4 separate regions of the Mus musculus genome follow, and all the other regions are linked to region 1. A link is a loop called in an ENCODE intact Hi-C map of the cell type or tissue named here. Cell type or tissue: heart. All regions are shown on one strand. Region 1 holds the start of Lyrm7 (LYR motif containing 7). Region 2 has its middle 15 kb from the start of Cdc42se2. Region 3 overlaps Rapgef6 (Rap guanine nucleotide exchange factor (GEF) 6). Region 4 holds the start of Cdc42se2 (CDC42 small effector 2).

The links. A loop is a pair of places that touch in the nucleus more often than their neighbours do. Peaks named below come from ENCODE experiments on the same cell type or tissue, not always from the same donor. Only the 100,000 strongest peaks of a DNase experiment are listed, where the experiment ranks them.
Region 2: it touches region 1 in a loop (4-fold over the local background); 3 of 42 quality-filtered maps call a loop at or near these places.
Region 3: it touches region 1 in a loop (5-fold over the local background); 10 of 42 quality-filtered maps call a loop at or near these places.
Region 4: it touches region 1 in a loop (4-fold over the local background); 22 of 42 quality-filtered maps call a loop at or near these places.

Annotation. Positions count from the first base shown.
Region 1 is chr11:54,855,840-54,863,839 of GRCm38, reverse strand. It overlaps Lyrm7 (LYR motif containing 7), which reads left to right and starts at 3,243. Exons shown (of 5, transcript NM_029327.5): 1 at 3,243-3,288. The coding sequence starts at 3,271. Gm31490 (a long non-coding RNA gene) reads right to left here and starts at 4,026. Exons shown (of 3, transcript XR_879859.2): 1 at 3,800-4,026; 2 at 1,810-1,924; 3 at 981-1,091. In heart, CTCF peaks have their summits at 3,224 (motif pointing right) and 4,318 (motif pointing right); DNase peaks (open chromatin) are centred at 519, 1,619 and 3,179; H3K4me3 peaks cover 1,838 bases; H3K27ac peaks cover 2,764 bases.
Region 2 is chr11:54,798,433-54,806,432 of GRCm38, reverse strand. No RefSeq gene overlaps it. Among named protein-coding and RNA genes, the nearest start is that of Cdc42se2, 15 kb to the right of the region's middle. In heart, no CTCF peak of the experiment used is centred here; DNase peaks (open chromatin) are centred at 922 and 4,422; H3K27me3 peaks cover 313 bases.
Region 3 is chr11:54,559,129-54,567,128 of GRCm38, reverse strand. Rapgef6 (Rap guanine nucleotide exchange factor (GEF) 6) reads right to left here. Exons shown (of 29, transcript NM_001252494.1): 5 at 5,735-5,804. Among named protein-coding and RNA genes, the nearest start is that of Rapgef6, 40 kb to the right of the region's middle. In heart, a CTCF peak has its summit at 4,185 (motif pointing left); no DNase peak of the experiment used is centred here.
Region 4 is chr11:54,783,285-54,791,284 of GRCm38, reverse strand. Cdc42se2 (CDC42 small effector 2) reads left to right here and starts at 3,582. Exons shown (of 6, transcript NM_178626.3): 1 at 3,582-3,725. In heart, CTCF peaks have their summits at 3,428, 4,385 and 5,553 (motif pointing left); DNase peaks (open chromatin) are centred at 3,564 and 4,204; H3K4me3 peaks cover 2,088 bases; H3K27ac peaks cover 2,266 bases.

The sequences.
Region 1 (8,000 bases):
CTTTTGTGGTGCTGAGGATCAATCCTCATGTTTATGTAGCATGTACTTTGCACTTAAAGCTGAGCCTCAGGTATGTTTATCTTTTGGAGACAGGATCTCATCTTGTAGCGGGCAGAACCTGAATTTGCTATTTAGCTGAGGATGACCTTGAACTCTTGTCTCTGCACACAGCCAAAAGGATGTTTGTAAAGTGTAAACCATGGTGTCAGTCTCCTGTTGGTACTATTTCAGAGCATGCTATCCCAAAATGATACCCAAAGTCCTTTCCTTGACCGATAGGAACCTGCGTGACTGTGTCCTGTCTGTTTCTCCTCCTTCATTTACTTCCATTTCAAGCTTACTGACTGGCTTCACGCAAACCGGATGTAATGAGTAGACTGTGCCCATGTCCCCATCCCTGGGTCCTGTGAACATGTTATTAGGTAAAGAGCATTTTAGAGGTGTGATTAAATCAAGGATCCTGAAGTAGGTAGGCGCCTGGGGTATCTGGGTGAACCCAGTGTAACAACAGGGCCCTAGAGAGGAGAGGAGGGAGGTGATGAGGCAGCAAAGGGACAAGATTCTGGTTTGGATGACGGTTGGGTGGCATTCTGGAAGTCCTAAGTGTGATTTGTTTCCACCAAGGGAAAACTGGTCACAGCAGAGCTGCATTCTCCCTGGAGGCTCTAGAGGGCAGTCCACTCCCTTGTCTTTTCCAGCTTCCAAGATCATGTGCTTCCCTTCGGTTTTTGGGGGGTCTTTTTTATTCATCTCCAAAACCAGCAGAGGAGTATCTTTTTACATCTCCCTCTTTTCCTTCTTCCACTTTCAATGTGACTCATTAGGCTCACCAGACCGTACATGAAACGTCTCCCATCTCAGAATATTTAATTCACTTGCCAAATTCCTGCAAGGCAAGGCAATGAGAAGTTCTGGGCACCTGAGTGCACACATCTTTTGGAGGGCATACTCCTGCCTGCCACATAGCTCCAGGAACTTACATGATGAACAGTTGGAATTTCCACTGAGTTCTGGCGTTTCTTCAGTTCAGTTCCCACCACCGGATCAGTAAAGAGTGTGAGCTGTCTCGTTTCCCTTCATCTCTGGAACAGCTGAAGAAACTATCATGTTGGCTTAAGACTCACTTCTGATCTCATTTGGGCACTGTAGAACTATGTTTTAAAATTTTATCTATTATATGTATACAATTGCATGACATTATGGGCACCACAGGCATGTAGGAGCCAACGGAGGCCAGAAGAGAGTACTGGATCTCCCAAAACTGGAGTTACAGCCTGTTGTGAGCTGCTGTGAAGGTGCTAGGAATCCAACTCCAGTCCCCTGCTGATCAGTAAGTGCTGTTAAGCACTGAACCATCTCTTCAGCCACAGGATCCATATTTTTAAATAACATAGAAGGGTTTTCATTAACTTTCTAATCAGAAGTTATTATTACAAATTACTTTTTTTTTTTAAGAAATTGATCTATAGTACTACAGAAGCCACCACAGTATAAGATCATCTAATTGATTATTGTTTTGGATGAAAGACAATAGCCACTACACTTGATTTCATTGGTTCTATTAAAAGCACTTCTGCAGCCGAGCAGTGGTGGCGCACGCCTTTAATCCCAGCACTGGGGAGGCAGAGGCAGGCAGATTTTTGAGTTGGAGGCCAGCCTGGTCTACAGAGTGAGCTCCAGGACAGCCAGGGCTACACAGAGAAACCTTGTCCTGAAATAAATAAATAAATAAATAAATAAATAAATAAATAAAACCTCAATAAGAAATTTTTAGTGAGATTTTATTTTTATGAGTGTATGAGTGTTTACCTGGATGTGTATGTATACCGTGTCCTTGGAGGCCAGAAGGTGTCAGATCCCCTGGGACTGGAGTTCAGGCAGTTGTTAGCTGCCATATGGGTGTTGGGAAATAATCTCAGGTCCTCTGGAAAGAACAGCAGTGTTCTTAGGCTTTGGGCCAGCTCTCCAGCCATCAATAACAATTTTTAAAAGTTGACAATTATCTTTGTGTTCTTATATAAGACTCCCTAGGCATGGTATTTCACATTTGTAATCCCAGCCTTGGGGAGGTAGAGATGGGAAGATCTCTGAGACCAGGACAGCCAGTCTAGCCTAACCAGTGAGTTCTGGGCCAATTCTAGGTTTTGAACAAGGTAGAAAGCATTCCTGAGGACGAGTACAGGTTTGGTGGTGACAACTTTTATTCCAGCACTCCAGAGGCAGCAGATCTCAAAGTTTGAGGCCAGCCTGATCTATATAACAAGTTCCACACCAGACAGGGTTACTGTGACACCCTGTCTCAAAAGCAGAATTTTTTTTTCCTTTTTGTTTTTTGATTGACACAGAGTCTCATATAGTCTAGACCAGGGCTGTCCTTGAATTCTTGATGCTCCTGACTTTACCTTCCAAATACTGGGTTTTCAAGTATATCCCACCACACTCAGCTTAATCAAAGATTAAGAATCTTTGATTCTTAATAAACAGTCAGTTTTACCTAAAAGTAGCCTAAAATGTTACAGGAATGTTGAACGCAAATGATTGCGGAACAGGAGCAAGGTGGAAATTTTTATCCATGCCTGCAAGTACTAAGTTAAAATGTATATAAATGTTTTATGGTTATTACTATGAAGCTTCTAATAAATTATTTCCTACCTCAGCAAAACCAAAGAACGGGGCAAGATAAGTAGGGCAATAATGCAGAAGGTGAGGAGGCTCTGGGATCAAGGGTGTGAACTTGAGCAGGCAACTCAACCGCACCTTTGGGGGGAATAATTAAGAGAATGTACAAACAGAACGTTCTGGAGTCAGCGTTCTGATATGTATGGGCTGTGGTTGTTAGGACTTAGCTTTTGTTTGCTTACGTTCCCAAGGAGACAGTCACAGCCCGGAAACCTTATAATATAGACACTTAAGAGACGCCCACGCCCTTAAACAAGAGATAAAAAACGAGCAGGTTCCGAGGCCACCCAGTAACAAACAGTGTGCGCGAGCGGCACGCTAGGCGCGGCGGAGTGAAGTCTGCCCCTAACAAACATGGCTTCTCAGCTACTTCCGTCCTCCTGTCCGTAATTTGGCACCGCGGCTTCTCGCGTTTTTATACTTAGCTCTGCTTAGCAAACGCCTGAACTTCCTCCTGCGGGGAAGGCGGGCTAGGAAGGACATGTTGCATTCTGATTGGTTGCTATGCGGAGCGTCGCCAGCTGTGCCCCGGCCCTGATTGGTTGCCAAGAGGGGGCGCCCTCAGAGGCGGAGTCAGCGGCGTGGGGAGCCATGGGTCAGCCCGCCAAGGTGACAGGGCCGGGAGGAGGGTGCAGGGATGCTGAGGCTCAAGACCCCGGCAAGGGAGGGAGGCGACCCCGAGGGGGGCTGAGAGTGTAAGAGGGTGACAACCTTCAGGGGCAATGAGTGGTAGAGGGTGACAATTTTGAGGGCAGTGAGGAGAGACGACCCTATGGACCGTGAATGGAGGAGGTTGATAGCCATGTGGAAGAGTGAATGATGAGGGAGACAACCTGGAGGGGCTGCAGTGGAGAAGGGGGGGACAGTGAGTGAGGAGGGAGTGGATCTCGAGGGGCGCGGAGCGGAGGAGGGTGACAGCCACACGAGACAATGAATGAGGAGGATGGCTGATCCATGAAAGGTAGTGAATAGAGGAGACTGATGACCATAAACCGACCACCTATGCCTTAATAAAGAAGTTCCATAGTAGGAAGACTATAAACAACTAATAAAATCGTAAGAAGTGCTTCAAATTAATAAACAGCATGTTTTGTGAACCTATAAATAGGATTTAACTTACCTAGAGGAATACAGAAATCTCTAGTGGGCGAGAGGCAGCATTGCTGAGCCTACTTGTTGATGGCAAGCCCAGGCAACATAGATCTTGTCTCGAAATTTAAGAATCACGGGGACTTATAGGCAGACACCTGAAGTTTGATTAAGAATTAGGAGGGGCTGGCCTCAGACTTGTAGCTCACACCGGCGGCCAATTCTCAGCAATCTTCATGCTAAGTGCTGGGAATCTGACTCCCGAGCCACTACGCCCAGCTACTTTTTGCGTTTGAAAAGAAGTTTCTTAGTAGGGCTGAGGTTGTATTTAACTTTTAAGTTGGAGCCCTTAGCATTTTCAAGGCATTGGCTTCCATGCCCAACAGTGCATAAATAATAAGTAAAAAGATATGATTAGCTACAATGTAATGCCGGTTCTAGTAGATTTGTGGTAATGAAGATCACATTTTCTTTTAAAATAACTTTTTCAACTATTTTATTTGCAAGGCATGTATGTCTGTGCACCATGTGCATGTCTGGTACTCACAGAGGCCAGAAGAGGGTGTCAGATTCCTTGGAACCGAAGTTACAGGAGGTTGTCAGCTGCAGTATGGCTGATGGGAAGAGCCTGGTTCCTTTGTGAGAGCAGCCAGTGCTTTAACCTCAGAGCCATCTCTCCAGCCCCCATTTTCTTTTTATTAGGATAATGGTCTTAAGCTAGTGGTGCTGTTTTTATATTAATGGACACCCCCACTCCCCAGGAAGTACTATATAAAATTACTCCGATTACTATCCTTTAGTGTTCCACACTGCAGACTTCCTATGGTCTTAAACTTTGGGATCAAGTGATCCTCCCTTCTCCACTTTCTAAGATGCAGGGACATCTAGACACCTAGTCTCGTGTGTGTGTGTGTGTGTGTGTGTGTGTGCGCGCGCGTGTGCGTGTGCGCGCGCGTGTGCTAGTGTGCTTCTGCCTGCCTGCCTATCTGTCTCTTTTTTGTTTGTCTTTTTTTTTTTTTTTTTTTTTTTTCGAGACAGGGTTTCTCTGTATAGCCCTGGCTGTCCTGGAACTCACTTTGTAGACCAGGCTGGCCTCAAACTCAGAAATCTGCCTGCCTCTGCCTCCCGAGTGCTGGGCCTATATGTCTCTTTACCTCTTGCTTAATTTATATTTTATTGTGTAGTGCTGAGAAATGAACTCAGGACCCACTACATTTCAAGCACAGTCTATGTGGTGCCTTTTAAAATTCATATTCCTGGGCTGGAGAGATGGCTCAGCGGTTAAAAGCACTGGCTACTCTTCCAGAGGTCCTGAGTTCAAGTCCCAGCAACCACATGGTGGCTCACAACCATTGTAATGGGATCTGATGCCCTCTTCTGGTGTGTCTGAAGACAGCTACAGTGTACTTATATAAATAAATAAATAAATCTTTTTTTAATCCATATTTCTATCAACAGTCTCTGCCAGGCAATGGGCTCTTATTGCTGAGCACTTTAGAAAAAAACTCCTTTCTCTACACATCACTCAATTCCAAAGCCACCCCCACATGTTTAGGTTGTTATTGTTCCCCATTCCCCCATACCAAGTCTGTTAGTTTCCCGTGATTGGCTAAGCATCCAAAAAAGGAAAAAAAATGGAAATCTGAAATCTTATTTTTTCCATTTCCATGTGTGTACTAATGTGTGCCCATATGCATGTGTATGACGGCTTCTGCTGTTCTCTTACCTCATGTGTCGAGGCAGGGTGACTCAATTAGACCCAGAGCTCTCCACTGTGAGCACAGCTAGTCATCTGCCCTGTATTTTCGTGGGTTCTGAGGATCCAAACTGGTCTTTACCCTTACAGAACAAGCATTGTAACCACTGAGCCATCACCCTAGCCCTAAATCTAAAGTTGATTTTCTATCTATCTATCTATCTATTGTTTTTAATTTTATGTGCATTGTTGTTGTGCTTGCATTCATGCCTGTGTGAGGATGTCAGATCCCCTGGAACTGCAGTTACAGATAGTTGTGAGCTGCTATGTTGGTGCTGGGCATTGAACCCAGGTCCTCTGGAAGAGGAACCTGTGCTCTTAACCGCTGAGCCATCTCTCCAGCTTTCAGATATGCATATGTGTCTTAGGTTCCATCCTGTTTCCCTCCCCGCCAGTTTCTTAGCTATTCTCACCACTATTCCTTTTCAGTTTCATGTATTATCACAATGTCAGGCTTGTGGGCACTCCTGTCCCTGTCCCCACCCCGACTCCCACAAATTCAGGATGCTGAGAAGTCTTGGCATTCCTTCCACTTTTCATTTCAGAAATTGCAGTTAGGTTTCTCTGAGCTATCTGAAACATCTTCCCGGGCTCTTAGGATAGAATACATTCCTGATTGTGAGTGGAGGAGTCAAGAGAAGATGAAAGGGGGTAGGTTGAGAGAGAGCTAGAAACCTATGCAGACTGGCCGAGTCCACCACCTTCCCACACTAAGTTCTTGTCAGGATGATCATTGAGGCTTTTGTTTTGTTTTGAGAGTTGTTGAAACAGGCTCTCAAGAAGCCCAGGTTGGCCTTGAACTCACCACATAGCAGAGGCTGACACTGAGCTGATCCCCCTGCCTCCACCTCATGAGTACTGGATTGACAGATATGAACCACCACACCACTTAGAAGATTCGTATTTTATTTTATTTTATTTTTTTGACTGTTTCATAGAACAGTTTTTTAATGAGTTGCTAGATGGAGCCCAGGGCCTTACCTGAGCTAGGTTGTACCTCCAACTGCTGCCCCCCCCCCTTTTAATTATATGTCTGTGTGCATGTGTACGTGGGCATGTGTGTGCAAGTGCAGATGCCTGCAGAGGCCAGAACCACTTGATGTGGGTGCTGGGATCCAAGGAACAGAGCTGACGCCCACCGGAGAACAGTGCATGCTGCTAACGACTGATCCAGCTACAGTGCATGCTCCTAACCACTGATCCAGCTCCCCAGCTCCTCATTGCTTTTGTTGGTTTGAATTTGGCGTGGGGGAGAGGTTTTGGCGTGGGGGAGAGGTTGGGGGATGGGGATGGGTGTTGGTGTTTGTCTTTTGAGACAGAGTTTCTCTCTAGCAGCCAGACCCTGTTTTGTTCTCTAACTCAAAGAGAAATAACACTAGAACATTACTTTGCAAGCCCCTTGCTGTGGGGAGCGGGTGTGGCGGCAGTCCCAAAGGCGCCAGGGACTGCAGCTAAGTCATATGACTTGCACCTGACTTCCTCATATAAGACACAAACATCTTGAGTGCTGCGCAGGTGTACCAGGATACAGGTGAATCCAATTTGATGGAGATATGCCCCTGCTGCCCTGATTAGCTGAAGCTGCATGCCTGGTGAGGTGGCGTGGCCTGCTGTGCGTGGATGGGAACTGAGAGTATAAAAGAGTGAGAGGCCCAGGGTTCGGCGGAGATATATAAACAAGGGAGATATATAAACAGGGGAGATATAAACAGGGGAGATATAAAAACAAGGGAGATATAAAAACAAGGGAGATATAAAAACAAGGGAGATATAAACAAGGGAGATATAAACAAGGGAGATATATGGAGAAAGAAGAAACAGGACTGAATAAATGTGTGCAGAAGGATCCTGTAGCAGCGTCGTTCTTGCTGGCGAGTTGGGGGCGCGCTCGAGAGTTGGTGCCGAAACCCGGGACAAGAAACATCTTCAGGCACAAGCGAAGACCCCCTGCTACAGGGAGGATTCAGAACTGCAACACGGGGAAGAAGTGGTTAATAAAGGTTCCCGTAAAACAGACTGTTGAGAAGGATCCGGCGTGGATTCAGAACTCTTCAGCTGGGAACGGTACTGATGAAGAGAAAGAAGAAAGATGAAGACTGAATAAACTGCTGTTAGAAGGACTGGTGGTCGCGTCGTTCTTGCTGGTCGAGAGCAGGCGCGACAATTGGTGGCCCGTACGGGGAACCGACTCCCCCACCGAGTTCAGAACTTTCAGCAGTCAGTGGTTGCCGGCAGGGTAAGTTCACAGTGAGTGAAACTTGCGACCCCAGGAGTTTGGGAAGGACCTCGGATAAAATAGAGGCGAGCATAAAGTTGCCAGGAAGCAGGCACATAACGAAAGGTTCCCGGCTTTGGGACAAGTTAAGGTTCCTGGTTTGGGGACAAGTTAAGGAACTATGATAACCTCAGTGTAGTGATCAATAGATCCTCGCTGTGTAGTTATGCTTTTTTCTCCCATTGACCCTTTGTGGGTAGG
Region 2 (8,000 bases), 57 kb after region 1:
TAAAGGGCTTCATAATAAACATTTCTTAAACTGCACGTTACACTCAGTGGTACTATTAGTAGTCACTCTTTTTTGATTTGAGACAAGGTCTCAAGTGCCTCAGGATGTCCTCAACCTTACTATGCAGCTAAGAAAGACCTTGAGCCACTCTTCCTGGGATCTGGAGTGAGGGGAAGGGAGCCCCGAACTTCTCATAGAGATGAAAGCAACACTTAAAAGCTGAGCCGTCTGGGCTGGGGCTGGGACTCCGGTGGTGAAACACTTGCAAGGCCCTGAGTTCAGTTTCCTGGGAGTGAAATGAGAGGGCTGGTGAGATGGCTCAGCAGGTAGAGCTGGATGTCAGTACGTCAGTGTCAGTATGTCAGTATGTCTGACTACCTGAGTTTCATCCTGGGGACTCAAATGGTGAAAGAAAGAAAAAAAAAACTTTGAGTATTTTTTCTTTCTCTTTTTCTTTTTCTTTTTCTCTTTCTTTTCTTCCTTCCTTCCTTCCTTCCTTCCTTCCTTCCTTTCTTCCTTCCTTTCTTTCTTTCTCTCTTTCTTTCCTTTTCTTTTTTTTCTTTTCCCTTTCCTTTCTCTTTCTTTCTTTCTTTCTTTCTTTCTTTCTTTCTTTCTTTCTTTCTTTCTCTTACCTTCAAAAGCATACCATGGTACATGCCTTTCCCTCCAAAAACCAAAACCAAAAACCAAAAAATACAAAACAACAACAACAACAACAAAAACAACAACAACCCAAAAACAAAACAAAAAACAAAAACCCCCAAGCAATGAGCATATACTTAATAAACCCATCTTTTCAAAGGATACGGAAAGGCATGCAGGAGGCTTGAGTATGTGTTGCTAAGTGAAACAAGCAAACCAGGAAATCAAACTATGAGACTCTGGCTCCATGTCAATCTGGTAAGAGGCTAAGCTGAGGACACAGGAAGGCCAGTGCTTTCCAGAGACGGTGGGGAGGGCGAGGGAAAGGGCTGGGTATGTAGAACATAGGGAATTTTTGAGCTGCAAATCTCTTCTGGATGAGACTGGAGTGGGTGGGTGTGTGGTGGGGTGTCAAAACAGTTGCAAAAAACCCAAAATGTTCAACAATTTAAGAGAGTAGCTTAAATTATGTTAGCTGCAGCTAACAATAGCGTGTGCCGGGCAGATTGCCACATGTGTTCTCCCATGAGGCCTGCTGAAACACAGTGAGCTCCAGGACTCTGTGAGCAATGAAGTACATTGTCTCACAACATAGCAACAAATAAAATCAAAACGTGTATATACGTAATCGACTGTAAAAATGTATACTGAATTAATGCAAGCTGTAAAAAAGGAGAAGAACGGGGCTGAAGAGAAGGCTAGGGTGCTTAAGAATATAATCTGCTCCTCCAGAGGACCCAAGTTCTGTTCCCAGCACCCAACGTCCTTCAACTTTTGATCCCTCCTGGCTGCAGATCTTGAGTGCTGGGATTGTAGGCATGCACGACTATTATTTTCTCTTCTGTTGCTGTGACAAGAGACCATGGCCAAGGCAACTTATAAAAGAAAGCATTGGCTTGGTACTATGGTTTCAGAGGGTTACAGTCCATCATGGTGGGGAATTGTGTCAGCGAGCATTAGATAGGGTGGCTGGAGCAGCAGTCAAGAGCTCACATTTCAGTCCTCCAGCAGGAGGGAGAGAGGCACACTGGGAAGGTTGCAGTCTTTTGACACTTCAAAGCCCACCCGCTAGTGACACACCTCTTCTGACAAGGCCACACCTCCTAATTCTTCCCAAAGTGTTCCATCAGCTAGGCACGAACTGTTCAAGGATATGAGCCTACAGGTGCCAATCTCATCCAAACCACTATAGCTACCATGTCTGCTTTTAGAGGCAGCTGGGGTCACACCAAGGACTTTGTATATTCAGCAAGCATTCCACCAACTGATCCCCATCCATAGGTCCCTAAAATGTACTTTAAAAGAATTTATAGACACAGTAGAGCCACATGAAACAAGTCTAAGAAAGTATTAATATGATGTAGCTACTTGTTTGGGCTTTGGAAGATTTTTACATTTTTATTTGTGTGTGTGTGCGTATGTATATGCACAAATTGCGCAGGTGCCCATAGAGGACAGAAGAAGGCATCAGATCCCCTGGAGCTGCAGTTACAAAACACTCTTATTCACTGAGCCAGCCATCTCGCTAGCCCTGTAGCCAAGGCTAGCCTCTGAGTGACCCTTCTGGTCTCACATCCTGAATCCTGGAATTACAGGCATGTGCCACCACGCCCAACTCTCTGGACATTCTTAGCAACTAAATCACTTGTTGTACTCGTCATATATCTCATTTATTGTTTTACAGCTTGTCAGTTAATGAAAAATGAAGGTAGAATTGAAATAATTTCTTGATAAGCAAAAGAATGTTGGGCAGGGCTTACCTAGGATAGGAAGCTCTGTTGAGAGCTTCTGTAGGCGGCTTCCTCCCCCATCCCCCCGAAGTCAGGAAATTCCTGTGGAGAGGAGTTTTCTAGTATAGACAACCAATTTCATGAAAACTTATGTGTTTTCCCCATTTAAAAATTTCCCAGGAATCAGCAAAACTATAAAACTGTTAACATCGGATCAAATGAGTTCATTTTCTTTCTCAAAGTGTCTTCTAAGAGGTTCTAAGATGAAAAAAATCAATCAAACAAACAAAAAAAAACAAAAAACAAAAAACAAACCAGAACTGGTCCATTGTGTCTTTAAAAGATTTATTTTTACTTTTATGTGCACGAGTGTTTGTCTGCTTATATGTGTGTATATCACATGTATATTGTGTCCACAGAAGCCAGAAGAGGACGTTGGATGCCCTGGGACTGGAGTTACAGGTGGTGGTGAGCTGTTGTGTGAGTGCTGGGACACAAATCCAGGTCCTCTGAAAGAGCATCCAGTACTCTCAACCATGAGCTGTATCTCCAGCCAGATTCCCACATTTATATCACTGTATTTGCCTTACCTTTTAGTAGAATGGAATATTTGCAGAAGGGAAACATGAAAAAAAGAAAGGAAAAGGTTGTGTGGGAGACTACATTCACAAGCAACAGAATATGGTATGGAAATTACCTTGTCTTGGCTGCATCTTGTGTGCACCATTACTGTTCACGAGGAGAAAATCCTAACTAATGGCAAACTGTTCAGATTAGCCAAAACAAGCCAGAGAGCAGAGTACAGAGGTGCACATCTGTAATCCAAGCACTCAGGGGGTGGACACGGGAAGATTAGGAAATCAAGGTTATCCTTGGCTATGCAACAAGTTAGAGGCTAGCTTGGGTTACATGAAACCCTGAATCCAAAATTAATAATAAATACATAAATAAAGCAGGAAAGATGAGTCTTCAGGCCTAGGGTAGAAGAGTTTGTACTGAGATCAGGCCTTGGGTTTGATCTCTACTGTGACCGTGAACAGATGAAGACATAAACCAGAAGGAAACTAACCTGCAGAACCGCCGAGGAAACAGAACAGCAGACATAGCCACGACGTCCCTTCCGAGCTCTCAAATTCCACCATTAATGAATGAGTGCCACGTGGAGCTTATCAAGGAAATATGTGAAGCAATACAAACTTAGAGTGCAAAGGTTATGTATGAGACATTAACCCTGACTCCATAAATGTCACTCTCTTTGGTTTATGAGTTGTCAGTGTATTTAAGCACAGGAGTGTGCAGGTGCCTGTATGTGTGAGTTCAAATTGATGGTTGGATGTATGTCTTCCTCTATTGCTCTCTACCTTTTTATTTATTTAGTAATTTATTATTATTATTATTATTATTATTATTATTATTATTATTATTATTATTATTAATTAGGCTGCCAGTGAAACTGAAACTTGCTGTTTTGGCTAGCCTGGCTGTCCAGCATGACCCAGGATCTCTCTCTCTGTCCCTGGCACTGGGGTTAGAGGCACTTCCTACAGCACCTCGCTTTTGCATGTGTGCTGAGGATCCTGACTCGTGCTTATATAGCAGACACTTAACCCACTGAGCTAAACTGCAACCTCCAAGCTACATCATTGACTCACTTGGTCTTTGTGCCTGACTCATTTATTCTCTCCAGCTAACTTCAGGCACCTTAGTATAATCTGATCTCTGTCTCAGAAGCCCCAGCGTTGTTTCCTGTATACACACACACACACACACACACACACACACACTTTACACTTCACACCGTGCACTCAGTCACTAACTCTCATCACATTTTCTCATGGCTCTCTGAGTTGACACATGGCTCTTCCACACTTAAAGACTTCCACCCCCATTTTGGTAATTCCTCTAAATTGCATCCTGTCCTTTAGGAATCCTTTCTGGACTTTCAGAACTGGAGTCCAATGTTCTTCATCAGAACTTTGACTAGAATACTTAGCAAAGCAACTTCCTCCTCACACAGCATTGTGGAGCCGGAAGCTGCGGTTGCAACATCTTGATTCAGCAGCTTCCTGACTGATTGGGAGGAAGGAGGCTGCAGAGCCAAGGGCAGAGGGTGACTAGTCATCCCTGGGAAGGCTGGCTTGAAGTCACAGTCAAGACCAAGAGCTGTCTTCTCAATGAGCTGTTAGAAGCAGTTAAGAGGCAAGACATTTGTGGTCCAAGGGGTGAGCCTGAGAAGACCTCAGAGGCAGAGTGGGCAGGAGTAGGGTGAGGAGGTCATAGATGCTGTGTTGATCCTTTTATTGATCTTCAGATTTCTCCACTCCTCATACAATAGACAACAAACATTATTGAATTGAATTGGACCCTGCTAGAACAGCCTTTAAAATTCTTCTTCTTCTTCTTCTTCTTCTTCTTCTTCTTCTTCTTCTTCTTCTTCTTCTTCTTCTTCTTCTTCTTCTTCTTCTTCTTCTTCTTCTTCTCCTCCTCCTCCTCCTCCTCCTCCTCCTCTTCCTCCTCCTCCTCCTCCTCCTCCTCTTCCTCCTCCTTTTCTTCCTCCTCCTCTTCCTCCTCCTTCTTCTTTGTGTGAGTGTGTGTGTGCATGCGCACACAGGTATTTGTGAAGGCCAGAAGAGAATGTTGGATTCCCTGGGGCTGGAATTCCCTCCTCACCTATAGTGTGTGTGAGTGTGCAGGTATTTGTGAAGGCCAGAAGAGAATATCAGATTCCCTGGAGCTGGAGTTACAGGTGGTTGTGAGGTGCTAATGTGGGTGTTGTGAACTGAACTTGGGTCCTCTGGAAGAACAGTGTGCACCTTTAACTACTGGGCCATCTCTCCAGACATATCCTCCCTTCCTCTCTTCTTCCTTCCTTCGTTTCTTTCTTACTTTTGTATGCATGAATGTGTGTGTTGGTGTGTACTCATGCCATAGTGCATGCACGGATGTCAGACAACCACTGTGGAAGATGAACTTGTCTTTCTACCTTGCAGGTCCTGGGTGTAGCTGAGGTTGTCAGGCTTGGCAGCAAGCAACTTTACCTACCAAGTCATCTCGCAGACCTATAGACTATTCCTGTGTAGTGGTGCACACATGATTTCCCAGCACTCAGGAGGCATGGTGAGGGAATTCTTCACAAGTTCAAGGCTATATTATCTGGAAATCTCTCACGGGCTTTTTCGTTGTCCTGCCTATACATATATGAATGTGACCTATTTTTTCTACCTGAGTCACCGGGAGAAAGATTACTTTGAATCATCTTTGAAGGTCTCTTGGGGCCTTAGGTTTAGCTGAAGTACCAAAGAGTATTTATATGTATGGGATGTATGTATGTATGTATGTATGTATGTATGTATGTATGTATGTGAGACAGGGTCTTAATATGTAGCCCAAACTGATTTTAAACCTTCCATCCTTCTGCCTCTGCCCTCTCTAGTGCTAGGATAATAGGCATGTGCTGCCACATCTGGTGAATCCCAGAAATGTGTGTGTATGTAGAAATAATAAGTGTGGCCAGGGGCAGTGGTACTTACCTTTAATCCCAGCACTCAGGTGGCAAGGGCAAGCAGATCTCTGTGAATCTGAGGCCAGCATAGTCTACATAGTGAATTCCAGGGCAGCCAGGGCTATGCAGAGAGACCCTGACTCAAAAACCAACCAACCAACCAACCAACCAACCAACCAACCAACCAACCAACCAAACAAACAAACACAATAATGAGTGTGTTTGTAGTGCATTCTTGTTTCACTATTTTCAGACCTTAGTTTTGCACACTAGTTATATTGATTGAGACAAAAACAAACATGTGGGCTCTCAAGAGTTTATTTCAAGGTCTGTGAGGATCATAAATGTTTAGTCAACAAGTAGTTATTTTAGAGACCAGTATATGTTCTCCCGTGAGACTTCATAGTTTCTGGGGACCACTCTTCTTTGCTTTTATTTCTTTATGTTATGAAATTTGAAATCAGAAGTCAGTGTATTGCTTATACCCTGGTCCCCTGATTGAAGTGTGAGTCTTTATAACTAAGAACCAATGGCTTGAAAAAACTCTTAAGTTTGGTCTTTATCAGAGTGTAATGTATATGTATGTATATTTTCATATATCTGTAGTTATTCTCTTTTCCTTTATGTATACTTATTTTATAATTAATGAAGAATGGAAGAGATTTGATTGAAATATTTCTTTAAATGTCTAATACTGAATTGGCTGATCTCATGCCCATAGCTTCATGTTGCCATTGAACCCCTGAACATAATTACTTTAAACTGAGATATGTTGTAAATAATAAAACAAAACAAAAGCACATGGGGCGAATGAGATGGCTCAGCAGGAAAAGGAGTTTTCACCACACCTGCTGTCCTGAGTTAAGCCCTGGAAGGACAGAATTCATTCCCACAAGCTCCATATATGTACCATGACACACCGCTGCATCATGAACATATACACTGTCTTGGTTATCATTCACTGTTGACAGAACCTAGAGTCACCCAGGGAAAGAAGTCTCAGTTGAGTAATTGTCTTTACCACTCGGGTCTGTGGACTTGTCTGGCAGACATTGCCTTTTTTTTTTTTTTTTTAATTTATCTATTATATGTAAGTACACTGTAGCTGTCTTCAGACACTCCAGAAGAGGGCATCAGATCTCATTACGGATGGTTGTGAGCCACCACGTGGTTGCTGAGATTTGAACTCAGGACCTATGGAAGAGCAGTCGGTGCTCTTACCCGCTCAGCCATCTCACCAGCCCCAGACATTGTCTTAATTGATATAGAAAGGCCACACAATGGACAGGTCCTGGGCTGTATAAGAAAGCTAGCTGAATGAATGATTGACTTCTGGGAAAAAGAAAATCACTTTTCTTTAAGGATGTGGCTCCTGGCAGGTCAGTCATACCTCAGTGGATGACTTCACACCAGGTTTGTATGGGTAGCACACTTTTGAGTTCATGGGTCATTTAAAAAAAAAAAAAAGACAAGAGGTTGTGGGAAGTTGAGGGTTAGAGAGGTGAGGGTGGATCTGGGAGGGGTGAGGAGGAGGGGATGGGATCAACTATGTCTTTTTTTTTTTTTTTTTTTTTTTTTTTTAAAACTTTTTCTTTTTTTTTTTTTTTTTTTTTTTAAGATTTATTTATTTATTATATGTAAGTACACTGCAGCTGTCTTCAGACACTCCAGAAGAGGACATCAGATCTTGTTACAGATGGTTGTGAGCCACCATGTGGTTGCTGGGATTTGAACTCTGGACCTTCGGAAGAGAGCAGTCGGGTGCTCTTACCCACTGAGCCATCTCACCAGCCCGGGATCAACTATGTCTTATGAGATGCTCAAAGAATTAGTTTAAAGAGTAGGCAGGGTCTACCTAACCATGAGATTGAGCCTGTAGGACCCTCCAGTTCCTCTGCTCTGCCTTAGCTGTGAGTGAGTTTCCTGGTCCAGGGAAACACTTCCTGGACTTCCTGTCCTGATTTCCTTCAGTGGTGGACTGTGATCCGGAAGTACAACCTGAAATGAACACTTTCCTCCCCTAAAGTAGAATTTTAAAAAAAAATGCAGAAACAGAAAGCAAATGCTAGAACACACACACACACACACACACACACACACTGAATAAAATTTTAAAGTACATGCTG
Region 3 (8,000 bases), 300 kb after region 1:
ACTTTATAACTAACCTAACATAGAAATTATTTTTTTTCCTCTACAACTACTTTTCCTACTAATATCACATCTCTCTGCTATCACAAAATATGCTTTAGGCAATGAATTAAGCAATTCAGTCAACAATCAATTTCCAGCTCCATGCTCATCTTCCAAAGACCAGATCCATTTCTCAGGAGGTCAATATTGTTTGTACATGTCCCTTTCCTAACACCTTTTCTTTTTTTTTTTCTTCCCTGAGACAGGGTTTCTCTGTGTAGCCTTGGCTGTCCTGAAACTCACTTTGTAGACCAGGCTGGCCTCAAACTCAGAAATCCACCTGCCTCTGCCTCCCAAGTGCTGGGATTAAAGGTGTGCACCACTACCGCCCAGCCACCTTTTCTTTTAACAGTATCATCACCATCCCTTACCTGAGTTTTAATCACTTCAGTCTTATAATACATCAACAGTGATCCTGTTGCTTTAGACATGTTCTCCAATCACATACTGTAGTCAGATAAGCTACCAAGATAATCATCCTGTCAGGTGTCCTAATATGACAATGGACAGCCAATGTTTACCATACTTATTGAAATTTTAAAAATTCATTTTATGTGTATAGGTTTTTTTTCTGCATGTATGTCTGTGCACTACATACGTCTGGTGTCTGCAGGGGCCAGAAAGCGGCACTGGACCCTCTGGAACTGGGGTGTTGAAAACTGAACTCAGCTTCTCTAAAGAGCAGCCAGTACTGTTAATCAGCATCATCTCCCTACCCTTGATAAATTTAAACTCTTACTCCTGATATTCAAAGCCATATATCTCTCTTCCTTAAACTATTTTTTCTCCCAAGACAGATTCTTGCTCTGTATCTGTGTCTGACCTTGAACTTGCAATATTCCTGGAATATTCACACAATTATACTTATTTATTCACACAATTATACTTATTTATGGGACATATTATATATGCACTTGCAGTATACTTATCATTTTATTTACTGCACATGGTTCTATGACATAAATGAAGCCTCACTGTTATAGGTCTATTTCTTATATTTATTTCTCTGAAATGAGTACTCTTTTTCTTTAGATTTATTTTATTCTTTGTGTATGGGAGTTTGTCTGCATGTATATATGCTTTACAAGTGTAGGCCCGATGGCTGCACCTGTAGAAATCAAAAACATGCAACAGAACTGGAATAACAGGTTGTGAGCTATCATGTGGGTGCTAGGAATCGAACCTGGGTCCTCTGCAAGAGCACAACTGTTAACTGTTGAGTATCTCTCCAGCCCTAAAATGTGTATTCTTTGTTGGTTTAAAAAGTTCCCTTGGTACTCGGAAGTACTGTAGTCTTGTTCTAGTTACCATTGTAGTCAAACCACCTATGACATTTCCTGTTTCTTTTTATTAATATAAAATTCACATATTAAAAAAACCTACTCATAGTTCAGTGGTTTTCTGTATAGACATGAATTTCTTTAACAGTCACCACTTTCTAGGTCTAGCTCATTATTACCACCCTAAAGAAATTCAGCATCTGTCTGTATTTCATCTCTATGTCCTTTCTATAAAAGGTAACTACTAATCTCAATTTTACCTATTAGTTCAATTTCTCTCCTGTAATATAATATTTATTTGCAACACACACACACACACACACACAGAGGTATACAGACAGAGAAGAAAAAAACCAGACACAGATACACACACAGAGATAGAGTATCACTATATAGCCCTCGCTGGCATCAAACTCACTATGTATGTAGTAGACCTGCCTAACCTTACCTTATACTCACAAGAGTTCTGCCTGCCACTGTCTCCAGAGTACTAGGATTAAAAGCATGTGCCACCACCTGGAGTCCTATTGTACATAACTTATATAAATGAAGTAATATAACTGATGGTTTTGTTGTCTAGCTTCTTTCCATTTTTTATTTTTGCATTCAACACAATATTTTTTTCTATCAATTAATTTATTTACTCACTTTACATCCCAATCACCACTACCTCACCCCTTCTGGCTTCTTTCACTTAACAGAGTATTTTCAAGGTTTGTTAATTTATGGAAGAATAGACAGCTCACTCTATATAAAGCAGAGTACTATTCCATCTTATGGACACTGAATAAGGTTTATTCAGGTTGCAGATATTTATGCTATTTCTATTTCTGGGAAATTATGGATAATGTGTACATCCGTTTACCAGATGTTATATATGTAGGGGTGAAATGAATGGGTAATATGTTGACCTACCTAACCATTTTTCTAACTGGTGGCAGCACCTCACACTCCCAGCAAAGACAAAAGTTCCAATTTTATTAGATGCTTTCCAATGCCAATGACTGCCTGCTAATAAAACCCTTTATCATTATTTTTAATTTTTGATGAAGTCTTCAAGTTACACCATGGGTGCCTTTCATATAGTTGTTCTCTCTTAAGAAAAACTGGTCTAACTCCAAGAATGTATTGGGTCATAGGCTGTTAAGTAGCTGTCCTTATCTTTCTACCTGGAAGAAACTATATTTAAAAATCAAAAATAAAAAAATAAAATGAAATAAAAATCATGTACAGAACCTTTTAAAGTATAGTCTCAACCTAAAAATTCCTAAAGGGAAAAGAAATCTTTGTGACTGTAATGAAATGCATTCTAGATAACAGATTCACAACCTCTTAAAAACAAGATAAATTGTTTTTTTTTCTGCTTATGAGAGAGGGTCTCACTATGACCCACATTGTCCTTGAAAGTTCAGCATTTCACCTGTCTCAGGTTCTGGAACTACAGGCATTTACAACCATGGCAACAAAGTGATCTTTGCTTTGAAAGATACCAACTAAGCTAACACATCCAATGAAGAAAAAGGTGTCTGGTTGTAGGTAGTTCCAATCATCCTTGAAGTTACTAGAGATCAAATATTTCAATGAATTCTCAACATTTTAATACATTCTGAAATATTGGATTATTTTCTACTATAATTAATAAAGCATTATAAACACAGATGAATCAGCAAAAACAGTTCTAAAAAGTAACTGGAGGGACATTGTCTATTTCTCATGAAATTTATCAACATGCATTTTCTTATCCCTTGAACTTTCTCATATTAGCAAAACAGTTATCAAAATCAAGGTTTCAATAGTATCTTACCTGTATGCCATGTTGCTAACAGGATTTACAATTCTCCACTGTCCAGTAGTCAAAAGAAAAACAACCATTATGTTCATTAGATGCTATATTTATGTCTTTTAGAATGGTTCCATGACTGTTCTATCTCCTGTCATTGAGATCTCATCAATTTGTAGAACATTCTCTAATTTGTCTGATAATTTGTGACTTTTGTTTAAGTATGAATGCTGAACAAGAATACATTCTAGTCATGACCTTTCTTCTTCTCAGTGTTGTCACAACAGGAGTAATATCCCATTAGTTTGTGTGTATATATAAAATAGCAGTAGCAGTAATTACTATTCTGATGAAAATCTGCCATATTTTAACATCAGAAATTTAGTAATGTCCCCTTTATAAATAATTGCTAGGAACATCCTCTGTGATGTCCTAAGTATTCTGTTGCCTAACTGAACATTAGCCTCCCTAGTTTTACCAATTGTAAGCCAAGTGTTTCCTTACCATTTGTTAGTTGGCATTCTACCATCAAGGAGTGCTAGCTCATCATCCTTCTTCATTTCTTCAGATCATCAAGATTTTAACTACTTGTATGATATATGAAGGCACCATCACCACTATAAATTTTTATTTGAATTCCCAAATGTCCCTAGGTTTCGCCAATGGGAGTGTTTTTGATCTGGGTCCTGGGTTATTTTAAATTCTCTTAAATGTTTCCTTTACATTGTTGCCAGCTAATGAAAATACTTTGTTTCTTAAAGGGGAAAAAGATGATAAAGAGGTATAAAGGGAAATTCATTGTTAAATATTTTTTAAAGGCATATTTAATACATTAAATGTGCACATTAAAATTCTAGGCAGTAATTTTCTGTATGCATGTATGTATGTATGTATGTATGTATGTATGTATGTATGTATGTATGTTAGTTAGTATTCTGGCTAGTAATATATGTCTCCTCACCCTAGTCCTCTTTCTTCTTTTTCTCTCTTCCTCTTCTTTTTTTCTCTTTGAGACAAAGTCTTAAGTAACCCATGCCGCCTGACTCATCATATGGTTTTGAAATCATGTTCATCCTGCCACCTCCTGGCCAAGTGCTTGAATTAAAGCGAGAATCATGACGTCTGGCTTGTAACTAGTTGCACATTAAGTTTACTCGTTTAAAAATTAACAATTCTTTTTTTGTTGTTGTTGTTTTTGTTTTTTGTTGCTGTTGTTGTTTTTCGAGACAGGGTTTCTCTGTATAGCCCTGGCTGTCCTGGAACTCACTTTGTAGATCAGGCTGGCCTCGAACTCAGAAATCCGCCTGCCTCTGCCTCCTGAGTGCTGGGATTAAGTGGGCCGCCACCACCACCCAGCCAAAAATTAACAATCCTTAAACACTTTTTATTAACATCTTCTTACATTATTTACTCCCCACCCACACACTCCACACCAATGGTGGAGGTCAGGGAACAATTTCTGGAGAGCAGGCTGTCAGACTCGGTGGCAAGGACCTTTACCTGATGAACCCTCCCACCAGTCAAATACTTAAACAACCTGGTGATAAATTAATAGGTACATGAAAATGTAAGCTAACGATTTCTAAGTCTTAGTAAATAAAAAGGACATGGTAAAATGCCAGAATAAACTCTGGGCTTTAAACATGCTGGCATGCATTTCACTGAGGGGATCTCAAGGAACTTAAGCACAACCAGTAGCCAGAGCTTAGCTTGGTTTTTAAACATTTTCTAAAACAACAACAACATCACAAACAAACTCCCTTTACAAAAAAGAGATAACAGCTCCACGTTTCAAACAGCAAATGTAAGATGACTGTAGCCTAAAATGACTTCCTGACTTTTCCTGATACATAAACATGCTATATACCTCTTGCATGTGCACTAAGTATTAAAGCACATTGTTATCCACTGCAGTTTGACCACCTACAGTTCTAGGGCAGCCAATACCCTCTTTAGACCTCTGTGGACACTGCACACATGTAGTTCACTTACACACATGCAGGAAAAACAATCATACATAATATACATACATATAAATATAACTCTTTTTAAAAGCCAAATTTTCTAGAGTTCTAACAACTATCTAGGCTCTTATGGAAAATAAAAATATATTCATTAAACACAAGTCTAAATGAAATATTATCTCAAATTATTAAAGAGTACAAGTATTGGAAACAAACTATTTTTACTTGGGCCGATTTCCTATGTGCCTTTATTTTCTCTAGCTCTTCCCCTCAGCTCATCTGAAGTTTACTGACTCCATTACTGGCAAAGGAAAAAACACTGGAAAAAAATTATGTCCCTTTAAAGAGGCCTCCCCACTTCGTTGACACACAGACAGAGATACACATATTTCCTCTCCGCATTCCCCCGAGCCTACTTTTTAATTTTCTGGTGGAACAGGTAAAGAAAGTTACCAAATTTGGGACATGTTACCTCTATTATCATTTTAGACATCATTTCAACCACAACAGAAGTGTCAGAGATAAAAATATATAAAGGTGCTATATGGTTCTGATGTTATTTAAATATCATCATAGGATAGGCCATGGAAAAGAAACTTTCTTGAGTATTGAAAGCCTACCACATTTAGAGTTGAAACTGAAGCATACAAAAAAGCAATTCAGCATCTTACCACAATCATTTCTGAAGGTTCTAACACAAGACAATCACATCCTCTTTTTCCTCCAAACTGCTTACCAAAACTATAAAAACAGAAAAACAATTTCTTTAGCAGAAGTTATAACGTATGTCAATATGGGAAAAATAAAAGCTCCAAGACATTAACTGAGAAATTCTGATCATCTTACTGAGATTTTTCTAACAAAAACAAATGAGTTCTTCTTAATTGCTCATATATGACAAATCTCATTTCAATTCTGTGTACAACTTTTTCCAAAATTTCTTTACTTAGTCCCCATAATTGTTTATGTAAGATATTTTCCTAATCTTAAATTCTAAACACTTAAACAAGACTAAATTGAAAGAAAAATATTCAAGATGTGATAGTATAGTTATGTTTTATAAAAGTACATTATTATACTAAATAACATAGAGAAACAAAAAACATTTTAGTAATGAAGAAATGCAGATAGACAATAAAATGATGTTTTTAAAAAATGGAATCGCCAGATTAGTTATTTCTGGAAAAAATAAAAAATTAAAAAAATAAGCCTTAAAAAGTCTATGCTAAGTATTCCATATGCTTCATCTGAGAAAAAGATTTCTACGCAAATCAAAACTAAGAAGAAATAAAAGAAAAACTGAGCTTTAGAAAGGTCAATTTTAAAAAAAGTTGTCAAACACATGAGACACAAAGACAAACCCTGTAGCGTACATTTAAATTTGAGATCTAAGACACTAGCACGGTGACACAGAGATATGTGATGGGTCTGAGAGTTGTTATAGTGCTTACAGTTCCTATCAGCAATAGGAACTGATCTACTGTATAGTCTACTAGCTTAACTCAGACTTGATTACTCTGAGCCTTATCTTTTAAATTTTGAATGGTTTCAGGGAAATAGCTAGAGAAAATAAAGGCACATACGAAATAGACCCAAGTAAGAAATGATTTGTTTATAATACTGTGTCCTTTAATAATCTGAGATGATCTTTCATTTAGGTTCGTATTTAGTGAATAATTTTTTTATTGTTCCATAAGAGGCCTAGACAGTTGTTAGAACTTTAGAAAATTTGGCTTTTAAAAAGTTATTTATATTTACTTATTATTGTTTTTCTTGTGTGTGTGTGTGTGTGTAAGTGAACCACGTGTGTGTAGTGTCAGTGGCTAAAAGCACTTTTTGCCCTTGCAGAAAACTTGGGTTTGAGTATCAGTACCCACATGGTGGGTCACAACCTTCCGTAACTCCAGGACTAGGGGATTTGACATCCTCTTGTGGTTTCCACTGGCACCAATATATATGTATACACACATGTAGACAAAAATGCTCATATGTATGAAATAAAAATTATATATCAAAGTAAAATACTGCCTCTACATTAAATACACAGGAAGGGGAAGGATACTATTGTCAAAAAAAGGCTACTCAGAATAAATTCTAAGTCATTTATAAGGCAAATTACAAAACTTTACCAATGAACTGGAACCAGGGTCTAAATAAAGCAACAAGTAGCATATACTTTCACAAGGAGACTCAGAATTACAATTTTATAACATGTAAGATATGGAGAGACGGCTCAGTGGCCAAGAGCACTGATTGATTTCCCAGAGGTCCTGAGTTCGATTCCCAGCAACCACATGGTGGCTCATAACCATCTGTAATGGGATCCAATGCACTCTTCTTATGTGTCTGAAGACAGCTATAGTGAACTCATATAAATAAAAATAAATACATTAAAACAAACAAACAAACAAATAATAATTTCCAATAAAAATCCTAAACAAAATTCAATAAAATTGAATAGTAGGGCATTGTGGCACACACCTTTAACTCCAGCAATCAAGATGGGCAGAGGCAGGTGGATCTAATTCAAGGCCAGCCAGAGTGGAACAGTAAACCACCTCCCACCCAAATCTAATGAAATTACCTTTTGAACGTAAAAAAAGATCACTTTATTTCTATACTGGAGCGTTTTATGTATGTTTCCAAAATGAGTTTCATGCAACACAGAACAGGAGCTGCATACACTCTTGTAAATGAAAATACAAAAATGAAAGAAAATCATAAAAGTATATATGTGACAAATTCCAAGATAATGGAAGGTAAGCAGCTCAGGAGTAGCATATTTTTCCAAGAGAGAAAGCAGCAGCAAAGCTGACCTTGAAAAATGCTTAGCTTACTATCCTTGCTACATGTAATCTTGACAACACTACCCAAGAAGCAGTTATTGAACTCAAAGATATCAACTCAATTTTAAGAGAGAAACTGCTTCAAAATTTT
Region 4 (8,000 bases), 73 kb after region 1:
TGTGTGGCTATGCATTCACAGTGAGTGCATGTGTGGGTGTGCATTGCAGTGTGTGCATGTGTGTTATATAGAGGCCAGCGATTGACAGCACATATCTTTTATCATTTTCCATCTTGCTTTTAAGGATAGGGTCTCTCTTTCAGTGAGTCTGGGAATTGCCAACCAGGCTTATTGGGGATCCTCTCTTGCCTCTGCCTCCCCGTGCTGGAATTACAGGCTTTTTTCATGGGGGCTGGGGATGGAACTCAGTCCATCTGTACTGTACTGTACATCAAGTACTTTCCCTGACTGAACATTCTCCCCAGCCCCTGCTTTGAGATCTTCAAAAGAAGATTTATTCAATTTAGCAAAATTGCAGAATCAGGCCACTGCAGCAGCTATGTGAGCTCAGAAGAGATTAGGAGCTGGTTAGACCAACATGTTGCTTCTTGCTGTCCTTAGTGTTACCACTTGTTATGGATTAGGAAGTGCTTGAGACAGCTTTTTTTTGTACTTTACCAACTATGGTACTTATCAGTATCTTCAGAGGCAGGCCAGTGTGCAGTGATCAACAGTGGTGTCTGCTTTCTGTCCCTGTCCTTCTTTGGGAACAAGACTGTACATGGGAACAGTCTTAAAGACAGTGAAGACACATCCTGTCTCTGACTCTAGAAAATTCAGTGTTTGGTGTTATCATAATGACAAACTATATTTTGACATGATAAAATCCATTGTAAATGATTTTTGTGAAGAACAGCAAAATTTAACACTGGCCCCTTCCACCCTTCCTCCCAAACAGGGTCTCACTATATAGCCTTGGTTATATTAGAACTCACTATGTAGAACAGGTTGGCCTTGAATTCACAAGATCTGTTGGGATTAAAGATATGTTGTCACTGTGGCTGGCCTAAAACTTTATTTTTAAAAAAATCTGAATCATAAGGTATAATTTGTAGCTTTGTTTTAAATCATAAAGAATAAATCAAATAGGTAAAGAGACTGCTACTAATACAATATTGAGCAAACCATCATGTATATCCACTGTTAAACAATAGTATCATCTAAGCTAGGCCCATGCAAGTAATCTCAACATTTGAGAAGCAGAGGCAGGTGGATTGCCATGATTCAAGGTTACCCTAGACTGCAGAGCGAGTGCCAGGCCAGTCAAATCTCTGCATAGAGAGACCCTATGACAAGGACCCATAACAACAACAGCTGTAGCAATAAAACAATACCCATCTAATTGAATAGAATTGTGCCCTTAACAAAAGGGAATATGAATGGTCCTAGCAACCAAAATTAGATGTTGTTCAGTTTCTCTCTCTCTCCCTCTCTCCCTCACACAGGCAACTCTCTCTCTCTCTCTCTCTCTCTCTCTCTCTCTCTCTCTCTCTCTCTCTCTCACACACACACACACACACTTATTTATTTACTTGGTTTTTCAAGACAGGATTTCTTTGTATAGCCCTGACTGTCCTAAACCTTGCTCTGTAGACCAGGCTGGCCTTGAATTCATAGAGATCCACCTGCCTCTGTATCTTAAGTGCTGGGATTAAAAGCATAGGCCACCATCACCCAGATGCACACTTTTATAGAATATTAAATAATGTGTAACAATTCCCGTAAGGATTGCTACCTTTTATGGATAAGTGGTAGAAAATATTGTTTAAGGTGACCATATTTGCATGTCAAAGAACAATGCAAGCAATGTATGACACTTGGGAAGTTTTGGTTTTTTTTTTTTTTTTGGTCTTAGGAAAGTTTTTTCAAAACAGCATACCTTTAAGTACTATATCAAATTTTCTCTACCCTATCACATTATTCTTACTCAGTGAAATAGGGTACAGGGATGTCACTGGTCAAAAATTGCATCAAACATCAAGTAAATGGTTACTGTACACAAAAGAACTGAGAAGTCCAAATGTTTATGGTCTGATGTAGGTTAAAATCTAATGGTTGGTTGACTGGCAGAAAGTGGAATCAAGAGGAAACTGAAAATAAAATTGATTATTTTTGTTGTTGAACATCTTGGGGGTATTTAATTTTTTTTTCATTTCCTCTAGGCACTTGGGACTGATTAGTTGATTAGAACAGTTATCCCCAGCCTCAAAGGTCTGCATGTGTGTGGTACTCACCAAGCCAGAGCAAGGCCCTGGGTTTCACCTACAGCACTGCAGAAATCAAATCCAGCCAACCCAAACACCCAGCTTCTAGTGGGGAAGACAGGAGCAAAATTAACAGAATAAATTGTGCAGACTGTTCTGGGAACAGGAGAACAAGGGCAGATAGATGGGGGAAGGATTGAGCCTGTAGCAATGTAAAGAAGTGGGTTTAGGCTACGCATCATTGTTAAAGAAGATCTGAGTGGAGTTGAGGGGAGAAGGCAGACATTAGAGAATGTCCTAGTCCCTGAGTATAGACTGGACATTGCAAGCACCAGTGAGACTGGAGATGAATTCTGAGACCTATAGGGAAAAAAAAAAATCTCAGAGGCTTTGTCAGCCATTGTAAAGATGTTATCTTCTACAGTAACGGGAACACTGGTGGATTTTGATCGGATGAGACATGAGCTGACTCTCCTTGCGGGAGGATATTCTCCCTCTTGTTTTGACAACACAGTTTGTTGATGGTGGTCAGGGAGGTCATTTAAGAAAGCCACTGAAGTGTGACTGGGACCACGGATGACAGAAACAATGTAGATGAACAGTCTGATTTTCTTTTTGTTTGAATGTAGAACCACGCCAATTACCCTTATGGACAGAATGGATGTGAAATTGAGAATAAGAGGAACCAAGGAGTACTCCAGTTTTGTCACTGAACAAGCTAGAAATTTCCTATCAATAGTGATGGTCATGCAGCTCCCTGTCTGAGTATGTGTGGCTAGATTTCAGTGGGAAGGCGTCCATTTGTTTCTTGCTTCTGGGTGCCTAAAGTGTAAAGTTAATGTAGTCATAAAATGTGGTGGCTGAGGCAGGAGGACTGCTGTGAGTTCCAGGTCAGCCAGGGTTCTACTCCAAAAGTCCTTAAGCTTGTGACATACACTAGTAATCCCAGCGCTTGGGAGACGGAGGCAGGAGGATCACAAGATCCAGGCCATCCTTACCTATATAGTGAGTTTGAGGCCACTCTGGGGCTACAAAAAGGCCCTCCCTCAAACAACGTCAAAGCAAAACCAAAAAAAAAAAAAAAAAAAAAAAACCAAAAAAAAAAACGATCCCACAAGAAGTCACAGAGACGAACTTTTCAAATGCCAGGTAGATATTCTTGACTCTCCAATGAGTCAGTGATTCTGATTCCTTGAAAGTAACGTGATCTGAGCGTGAGAGACATCTGGTGCTGGCCAGCTCTGCCTAGCAGCGCCTTGCTCGCCCGGGCACGTCTACGGCTGGATCCGGACAGGAAGGTGCTGTGGCGCGAGGCAGCGGCATCCATCTTCCCCGTAGCCCACCCAGCGGTCACTCTTTGCGCGCCTAGCATCCCCTAGGTCTCGCCACTCCCTCACTGGGCGGGGCCTCACAGCTACCAGCCCGCCTACTGGGGGGGGACAGGGCGTGTCCTTGTAGTGGGGGCGTAGCCGCGCAGCCGCACACACCGCTTGTGGCTCCGCCTCTGCGCGCCAGAGCCTAGGCGGGAGGGCGGAGCCCGAAGCGGGGAGCGCAGCTGCTTGGTGTGTGGAGATCCTGGAAGCTTCGGAGCCGGCGCTCGGAGCCGCGCGGCTGGAGCAGGCGGCGGAGACAAAGGCGACGGTGAGTGAGGGAGAGGGCCCCACGTTGGCCCCGCCGCCCGAGGCGCCAAGTGTAGGGTCGCCACTCGGAAGGTTGAGGGCGAGCGCGGCCCGGGCCTCTCCGCGCTGCGGACTGGGGCAGCAGACTGGGGCTGCGGACTGACTGAGGCTGCGGCGGCTCCATTTTCCAGTCTGGGCGAGGTCCTCACGCGAGGACCGGCGTATGGTTCTCTTCATTCTCCGTGAGGCCAGCTTTCACCGTAGCCTGCACCTTCCCGATGGGGGAGGCGCTACGGACCCCTCCCCCAGTCCGCAGCCCCGCCAGTCTGGACCGGCGCGGAGCGGCTGGGCTCCCGAACCCCGACTCCCGCCCGGCCTGCCTGGGACCCCGAGAGAGGAAGCCGGGCCACTGCCTCGCAGTCGCTGCGGCGACTCTTACAGGTTGTTGCACCGGGAGCTCGCGGCCACGGTGGTGAGCATTACTAACGGGTGTGGTAGGTAGCGGCTCGCTGACGTCCGCATTTCGAGCTGAGGAGCAGCCCGGTGCCGGCTGATTTCAGGCAACCCTGGGAATTCCGTTTTAGCGGCAGTGATTGCTACTGCCGAGCTTTCCTGGAGGAGTTTGGTAGTGATGTGCAGAGCGCAGCACTGAGACGTTCTGGGCCTGGGAGTACAGCTCAGTGGTAGGGAACTTGCCTTGCATGTAGGAGGCGGCCCAGAGTAGTTCAGTTCCCCAGTACTCCCACCCGCCACAAAAAGAGGGGGGGGGGGGAAGAAAGAAAGAAAGAAAATTAAATGCTCTTAAAGGACCCTTGCTTAGTAAAATATTGATATAATGAATGAATCTTAAAACACCACACAGAACTGTTCCTACTAGTAAGATGAGGCACATAGCTTCTTGACTCAGATAAAGGACTATTGGAAAGAATGCCTAGCAAGTTTCTGTCCCCCATCCCCATGTAAACTATTAATAATTAGTTGGTCATTATTGCCAGCCAGCATAGCAGATAGTACCTTTGAGATGTGAAATTTTTGAGAGAAGTTGGCTTACAGATTTCTGTTTCTCAGCAGGCCTGATTTCTCCTTTTCTTTGAAAATAATTGAGAAAGATGTTTGGGGTGCATTTTGAGGTCTAGCTTTCTATGTAGTAGGAGTAAAGATGTGTGTGGGCTTTGGAGGGACTGTGGCATGGTCAGTCTTGGATCTCTATGAGCCAGGGAGAGAGAGCTCTGAACTTTAGGGGAGGGGATCTAATGTCGCCTTGGTGGTTAAACATCACAGTTTACCCAGCATACTCATTAGACACATATTAAGCACAGAGAGATTTTTGAATTCTGTTTGTGGAAGGGAACAAAACCTGGAAATGTTTCTCTCTTAAGCTTGAGCATGAAGTTCATTATGTAGTATCGATGTAGCAAGTAAGGACCTCCCCAGACCCCTAGGGCTACTTCACTTGGAAAAATGGCTGGTGAACTTCAGGAAGTGTTCATTCATAGCATCCTACTTAAAAGTTAATGAGTAACTTTTTAAGGCCACGATTATTGGGTTATGGTTTCATTTGTCAGCTTAATAAAAATCCCAGTAGGTTTTAAAGCGACAGGAAGAATGGTTTCAACAAGATGGTGTTTTATTTTTCTCCTGAACTAGATTTTGATGCAGTGTTTTTATTGATAGTGTGATTCCAGTTCTGTTTCAGTAATAATCTTTGTAATAACATTTTCTGTATTAAAAAAAAAAATCTCTGCTCTGTGGTTAAACCAGCACTTGCTGCTTATCTAGAGGATTGGAGTTAAGTTCCTAACACCCACACCTGATGGCTCACAACTGTCTGTAATGGGGATATGATGCCCTCTTCTGGTCTTCATGGAGCACCAGAATACAGGTGACATACACACACATACACATAATTACAAAACAGTAACGAGAGAGAGAGAGAGAGAGAGAGAGAGAGAGAGAGATCGATCCCCAAAGATGGGCAGGGAATGTGGGTCAGTTGACATGAAGTCGTTCATTCAATCACCACAAGCAGTATGATAGTGGGAGCCTTACTACCAACACCTGTAATGGTGGAGGCAGAGGGATCATGAGTGTAAGGCCGTCTTTGGCCTATATATCACAAACGTAAGGCCAGTCTGAACTATATGAGACCCAAAAGATAACAAGGTAAATTAGTAGATTTCTTTTGTTTTGGATATTTTAGCCATTTTATTTTATTTCATTTTTAACAGAGCAGGGATGTGGCTATGGTAGTATAGTTTCCTAGTATGTGTGTACCAGGCTCTGTCTTCCATCTTCAGTACCACAAAAAGAATGGAGTTGATGGGTAGAAAAAAAGAAATATCTTAAATAAAGTACCTTTCCAACATTTTTGTTTTGTCTGCGTGTTTATCATAAAAAAATACACTATTGACTAAATAGTGTTGACAAGAGAAGAATTATTAGTAATAATATGTGGTGCTGTTTGGACTTCCTTCTAGAAGTACAACTATGATAAAACTGTATATTAAAATGCAGGTGTGGGCTAGGCACTGGTATGCACCTTTAATCACAGCATTTGGGAGGCAGGAGGCAGGTGAATCTCTAAGTTTAAGGCCAGCCTGGTCTACATACCTAGTTCCAAGCCAGCTAGAGCCACAGAATGAGACCCTGTCTCAAAAGGGTTGGGGGGAGATGTAGGCCGAGGATATACTGTAGTTGTCAATTTGTTTAGCATATGTGAGGCCTTGCTTGCTTGGTTGCTTTATCAAGTTCCAGTCTAGCCTGAGCTACATGACACCCTATTTAAAAACAAAACCAACCAGTAAAACAGCCCCCTCAAAAAATAAAAATTACCACCTCCCAAATAACCAAACCAAACCAAACAGTGATGACTTCTATAGCCTGGTTGATAAGAGTTTTTTCCCAGTGTGCAGAAGCCCTGGCTTGGCGGTGCACTGCTGCATTGCCTCAGGAAGATCGAGGTGGAGAACAGCATTGTGTTTTCTATGAACATGAAGTTTCTGTTGTCTTTGTTGTTGATGTTTTGGGGTGAGACTGAGCCAGGGCCTCATGTGTTCTCCGTCAGACAGTTGGAGCCCTAACCCATCTTCATTTTATCTTTATATTTTCATCTATGACTTACAAATAGTGAAACTATATGCCACAGTATGATTTTTCTAGTCAACAGCATTGACTTTTTATGGCTGTTCCTAGCAATAGTAAGGGAAGAGTACACATTTGAGAGAATGTTCTGAGTTTAGATGTGTAGGGTCCATATTCAGTGTTTTTTCTGAATCAATAAAAGGAACCCTCACACATGTTATTGATAGAGAAGTTTCTCTTTTTTAAAAGTTTTAAAAATTTATCTATGGATTTTATGTATGTGTATGCTCTATTCGCATATACTCTTGTATGCCAGAGGCATTGGATCCCATTTTAGATGGTTCCGAGCCACCATGTGGTTACTGGAAATTGAACTCAGGGCCTCTGGAAGAGCAGTCAGTGCTTTTAACTGCTGAGCCATCTCTCCAGTCCCTCACTTTCTTTAAAATTTTTTTAAAATTTAGATTTAGATTTAATTTTCGGTAGAATGTTTTGCCTGTATGTATGTATGTATGTATGTATACCGTGTGTGTGTCTGGTGTCTGCCCATGGAGCTCCGAGGGGGTGTCAGAGTCCCTGGAACTAGAGTTATGGATGATTGTGAGCCAAGCCACCACGTAGGTGCTGGGAACTGTACTCAGATTCTCCACAAGAGCCACTGGTGTTCTAAGCAACTGGGCCATCTCTGCAGTCCATAGTTTCTCTTTTCTTAAAAAAAATTAGGATTTCTGTTTTTTATTTTTAATTATGTGTATTTATGTGTCCAGGTGTGAATATCTACATATCAGTTAAGGGTCTGTAGAATCCAGAAGAGGGAATGGAATCCCCTGGAGCTACAGGCAGTTTAAGCCACCAGATTTGGGTGCTAGGAACCAGACTTGATTCCTCTGTAAAAGCAGTATTTGCTTTCAACTGCTGAGGCATCCATCTCTCCAGCCCTGACAGTTCTTTAAATGCTATATTTTCTTGTAGGAGGAGTTATATGAGAATATACACCACAAGAATGTGGTAGTGTCTGGGTTTTTGTAAAGTATACTCTATAATAGTCATATGGTGAGGAGATCACCTAATGATACATTTTGCAGAATGTCTCCATCATTAAAGTTTGACTCCTTCAGAAGTCGAAATTAATGTTCTGCAAAGTCCATCTGCATCATTGCAAGGTAATGAAGATTCACCACTGTTTTTACAGTAAATTTAGTTGGCCTTTGTGATT